2 separate regions of the Mus musculus genome follow, and region 2 is linked to region 1. The links are chromatin loops, found by intact Hi-C in ENCODE. Cell type or tissue: heart. All regions are shown on one strand.

Evidence for each region. Peaks named below come from ENCODE experiments on the same cell type or tissue, not always from the same donor. Only the 100,000 strongest peaks of a DNase experiment are listed, where the experiment ranks them.
Region 2: a loop joins it to region 1, with 2.3 times the contacts of the local background. A loop is called at or near these places in 1 of 42 quality-filtered maps.

What each region holds. Positions count from the first base shown.
Region 1 is chr3:108,839,614-108,842,113 of GRCm38, forward strand. Stxbp3 (syntaxin binding protein 3) reads right to left here and starts at 889. Exons shown (of 19, transcript NM_011504.1): 1 at 807-889. The coding sequence starts at 855. In heart, a CTCF peak has its summit at 1,084 (motif pointing left); a DNase peak (open chromatin) is centred at 968; H3K4me3 peaks cover 1,087 bases; H3K27ac peaks cover 968 bases.
Region 2 is chr3:108,562,007-108,564,506 of GRCm38, forward strand. It overlaps Tmem167b (transmembrane protein 167B), which reads right to left and starts at 460. Exons shown (of 3, transcript NM_026198.2): 1 at 265-460. The coding sequence starts at 274. In heart, CTCF peaks have their summits at 267 and 1,530 (motif pointing left); DNase peaks (open chromatin) are centred at 465, 1,105 and 1,545; H3K4me3 peaks cover 1,636 bases; H3K27ac peaks cover 1,470 bases.

The DNA of each region.
Region 1 (2,500 bases):
ATTACTTAGAACCCAGAGATGCCAAACAAGGAAGGTCCTTCCGGTTTGCTGCTTTCATTGCTCTTCTAACCTGGCAGACCTAGGTTTGGTGTCATTTTAATAAAAGTCATTAAAGTTGGTCGAACCAACAAGAAGACCAATTGTAACACAAGGAGCAGACTATGCAGGGACCGGATACTAGATAAAACTTTAACAGTCCGCTGTTGCTTTCTCAAGAACTCTTTTTTTTTTTTTTTAAAGCAAGTCATATTCTCTTGGAACAGTGGCAGAAGGCGCTCTTGAAAAGCTACGCCTGCACTTTTTAAAGGACAAGACACTGAAAAGGATGGTAGTAAAAACCCTCGGTGCTAACATGAATATGGGACACCAAGCGGCTTCTGAAAACACGGGGACGAGGGCGGGACAGAGTAGTAACACAGAGCTCAGACTGTGTCGGATGGAGAGACGTCCGTGCCTGGTGTGGCGAGGGGGGTGCAATGGGAAGAGCTGTCCCGGGACAGCACAGGGACTTGGGAGGGAAAGTCGGCCCGAGTCAGGTCGCCCAAGGGTGGGGCTTTGCGGAAGAACCTCACCGGGGTGAGAGTTGGCCAAAGCCGCGGAGAAGGCCGCGTCTGGCCACCCCGCCCATCCCTGGTGCTGGCACGAAACCCGACTCTGGGCAAGCCGGAAGGAGTCAAGCCAGGGACTTGGTCCCAAAGCAACAAGTGCCCATGCAGCTCCCAGAGAGGCTGCAGAGCTGCAGCGGGAAAGAAGACCCCCGTACAGCCGACCCTTCCCGGCCTCATCCCTGACCCCTCCGCACTCACTCCGCCACACGACGCTCTTCAGTCCCCGCTCCGATACCGGCGGCGCCATCTTCCCCCAGCCGTGGAGCTACAGCCACCGCCTCCCACTCGCAACCTACTTTGGCCCTGAAAGCTGCGCTCGGGGGCGGGCCCTTCCCCTCGCGGTGGGGAGGCTCCGCCCCCTCCGCGGGCCGCGCCCTCAGGTGACGTCACGCGCATCAACTAGGGCGTGTCCCGCCTGTGCCTGGACTGCGGCTGCGTAGTGTGGTCAGACTTCTGTGCACTGTCTGGCGCCCCCTAGCGGAAGCCTACTATAACCCATATCTCAGTGTCCAATTTGGCATCAGAAAGCAAATATGTGAACTAACACAATTTATACAATTATGAATTTATACATACCGGGTCTTTTTTATTTTACATTTATCTGTGTGTATGTATGCATGTGTGCATACCAAGGCTCGCAGGTGAAGGTCAGAAGACCTCATCTTCCACAGTGTGGGTCTTGGGATGGAACCTAAGTTGTCAAGACACATCCTGCCATCCCCAATACGGAGACTTTATGCTTTACAAAATAATGTTTCATTCAGCAAAGCAATTCAAACTATACTGTTCAGAAGCCTGTTCAACCGCCATATGGGAAGTCTATCCCTCTCAACTTCATTTTAATAATTTTTGAAGATCATTGATTATTTAAGCTGTAAGGTAACCACCAGTGTTCCCAGAACTGTGATAGAGTTTCAGAAAAGTCTAAGAAATGAGAGACCCTCTTATTCCTATGAAGAATTTTACATTTTAAGTTATAGAGCACGATTCCTAGAATTGTTAATTCCACAAGGCAGGAGTAAGACCACTACCATAATTTTAGAGCTAAAATTGAAGCAAGCTTTATTATATCCAGGAGCACCAGAGACCTGGCCAATTAGGGGTTAGAGAGAGAAGTGCTGAGAGTCCCTTTTAAGGAGCAAAATAACAAGTAGTTGCAAAACAGTGTTACAGAAGCAAGACAACAGGGCAGTTGGGAAGTATAGGAAAATTTCAAAAGGACAAAAACCAAGTACTTAGTGATAAGGGAGGGTCAAAGTGTTCTCAAAAACAAGTCATGGTCACAGGGTGGTGCAGGGCAGGTTCCAAGAAACAGAAACTTAAAAACAGAAACTCAACTCTTACAATAAACGAAACTTTGTGTTTAACAATACAACAAAATGTCTCCTACCTTAAAAATGGAGTCAGGCAGGTTTCTCATTCTCCCCTTGACCTTTGTGTCCTTCTCAAATCCTTGATAGGGGACTGTCTTTAATAATGTTGTCAAGTGGCAATGATTCTAGCCTTGTTTGGTGGATGCAGGGCCCAATTATGGTAGCCAGTAGAAACATTAGCAGGCCAAAGAAGGGGAGAGCCATCTTAGCCATGTTGTCGGTCAACATTTGTTTGAAAGATTTTGTTTATTTATTTCTCCATCAATACTTGTCAATAGTATGAGAAGAATCAGAGATACTAAAACAGCACATTTCGGTAAATTGCTGACAACCAAGATTACATTTAAGTAACAGGTAAGAGGGATCTTTTCTGACACAGAGTTTCCTTGTTGACTATCTATCTGGTGGTAGATGGAGCCAGAGGTTATACCCCAAACTATTAGTTACACACAGGGTTCCTTTGGGTATGCTAAGTTCAATCGAGGTGATTGATGAGTCTTCCTTTCTGCTTCTTATTTT
Region 2 (2,500 bases), 280 kb before region 1:
CCCAGCGGCCAGAACCAACTTCTAGGAAAGAAAAGAGAGTAAAGGGTGATAACGAAAAGTCAGGTGTGGCACTAGGGTACCTTGATGGGCTTGAGAAAAGAGAAACTGCAAGGAGCATCCCAGACAGGAGTTAGGGGCTCCCCAAGGTCCAGGGGGGCCGGGCTGGGAGGGGGCGGGGGGAACGGCCACGTCAGTCTAGCCCCGCCCGCCACGTTTGGTCCCAGTCCTCTACCGCCACCCTCCGCTCGGGCCCCCAGCTCTCACCGTTCGTCATGGCGGTAGTGCCCGGCTGGGGTGAGGGGTCCGGGTTCAGCTGTGGCGGCTGCAAATGCGGGGGAACCCGGCTCCCACTTGACACTTCCCGATCCGGGCCGTGGTGACGGGGAACGAGCCGTAGTACGCAAGCGCGAGAGCCGAGCGAGAGAAACGCCGAACTCAATCAGGCATAATTAGCTGATCGTCGAGCCAAAGCCTCGCCCTGCCTGCGTAGCGTCTGCGTCCCTACGTAGTGGGAGGAGAGCGTGTTGGGCGAGGCTTCCTTTGTGGTCATGGCAACCGGAAGTCCGCCTGCTTGCTCCTGTCTAATTAGACCGACTGGACCCAGACAGTGTGTTTGAAAAATAAAGGCTGTAGGGATTGCTCTGTGACACATGTTCAGTGTGCCAGAACATGTCGTTCCCCGTTGTATCTACTTGAGAACAAAACTTAGGGTTCCAGTGATTCATGACCAAGAAACAAAAGAAAGCCATCCCGTTTCCTCCAACTTATTTAGGTGACAACTGGTAGTGAAATCAGGTACAGTTCCAAGAGAAAACACTTGGGAACCAGGCTATAATGCGAAGCAATTGCACGTAAGGTGGCGCACGTGTGTATACTACAGCAGGGTCACTGTATCTTACCATACCAAGCTGAAAACGTCACCACTGTCAGGATAGTTGGACCGTTCTTGGGGACACGGCTTGTTTGTTTTGTTTTGTTTTGTTTGTTTGTTTTGCTTCTATGCTCTGCAGCAGTAATATGTGCTGTAATATCTGAAACCCGACGAGAGTTTGAGTGCTGAGGGGGATACCACAGTAGTTGCTCGGACTCCTGGGACAGCCCTTGTTAGGTGGCTTCTTGCGGAAATCTAGCCAAGCTGCCTCTGACTTTCGTAAACGGAATAAGAAACTATAACAAAAGCCACATGCTTCCGATCCTAAAGCTTTCGGTTGTCAGAAGCATTCAGACAGCTTCCTGTTTGTTAGAATGACTTTCTTTTCCTTAAATTACCAGGATAGTTTCCTTTATCTGCAGAGTTTAAGTCATGCTGGCCTCACCTCTTCAGAAATGTACCCTGGCTTCTCTGAAGATGTTTTGACTAGATGATGACAGTCTAATGGTGGGCTGGCGTGCAGGGAACAAAGCTTTAGGTTCTGCTTTGTAAACTGGGACCTTCAATTATAGACAGCTGGGTCTGCTTTTCTAGAGTCTGACTGAAAGTGCTGCACTCAGAAACCTAAGAATTCTGTCCATTCCTGCTACAGTGCCATCTGCTGGCTGTGAACCGCCTGGTTACCTAGAACAAAACTGTCAGAAGACTTGGAATGGACAGTCAAGAGGAGGAAACCACTAGTAGAGTAGCCACAGTGTTTGATGTAGGAAAGAGTACTTGAGCCGGGCAGTGATGGCACACGCCTTTAATCCCAGCACTTGGGAGGCAGAGGCAGGCGGATTTCTGAGTTCGAGGCCAGCCTGGTCTACAGAGTGAGTTCCAGGACAGCTAGGGCTATACAGAGAAACCCTGTCTTGAAAAACCAGAAGAAGAAAAAAAAGAGTCATTGAAAAAAATATACTCAAATTAAGAAATTACAGCATCAAAAACCAAAAGATATATAGAAAAACCCTAACATAATCACTAATATAATCACTTGGATTACATATGTGTGTATACACACAGGACATTCCACAAAGCAAGACAGGACTGCAGAGATGGCTTAGTGGTTGACAGCATTTGCTTCTCTTGTTAAGACCTTCGTTAGGTTTCCAGCATCCAAGTGATGGCTCACAACGATATGTTCCTCTGGTTCCAGGAGATCCTGTTGTAGAAATAATAATAAAAATTGTTCCTCACACTTAGAGATGAAGGCAAAGATCTGTACTAAAGTGCCTGGCTGACTGTGGTTAATGCCTAAATTAGAGTCAGCCTTGACAGGATTGTACTAACTGGTAGCTTCAGTATGCTTGGCCCAGGGAGTGGCACTATTAGGAGGTGTGGCCTTGTTGGAGGAAGTGTGTTACTGTAGGGTGGGCTTTTAGACCCTTTCTCCTGGCTGTAGTCAGATCAAGATACAGAGCCCTCAGCTCCTCCAGAGCCATGCCTGCCTGGACAACTGCCATGCTTCCAACCATGATGATAGTGGACTGAACCTCTGAACCTCTAAGCCAGCACCTTTGTAAGAGTTGCCTTGGCCGTGGTGTCTCTTCACAGCAATGGAAACTCTAAGACACTAACTCATATACA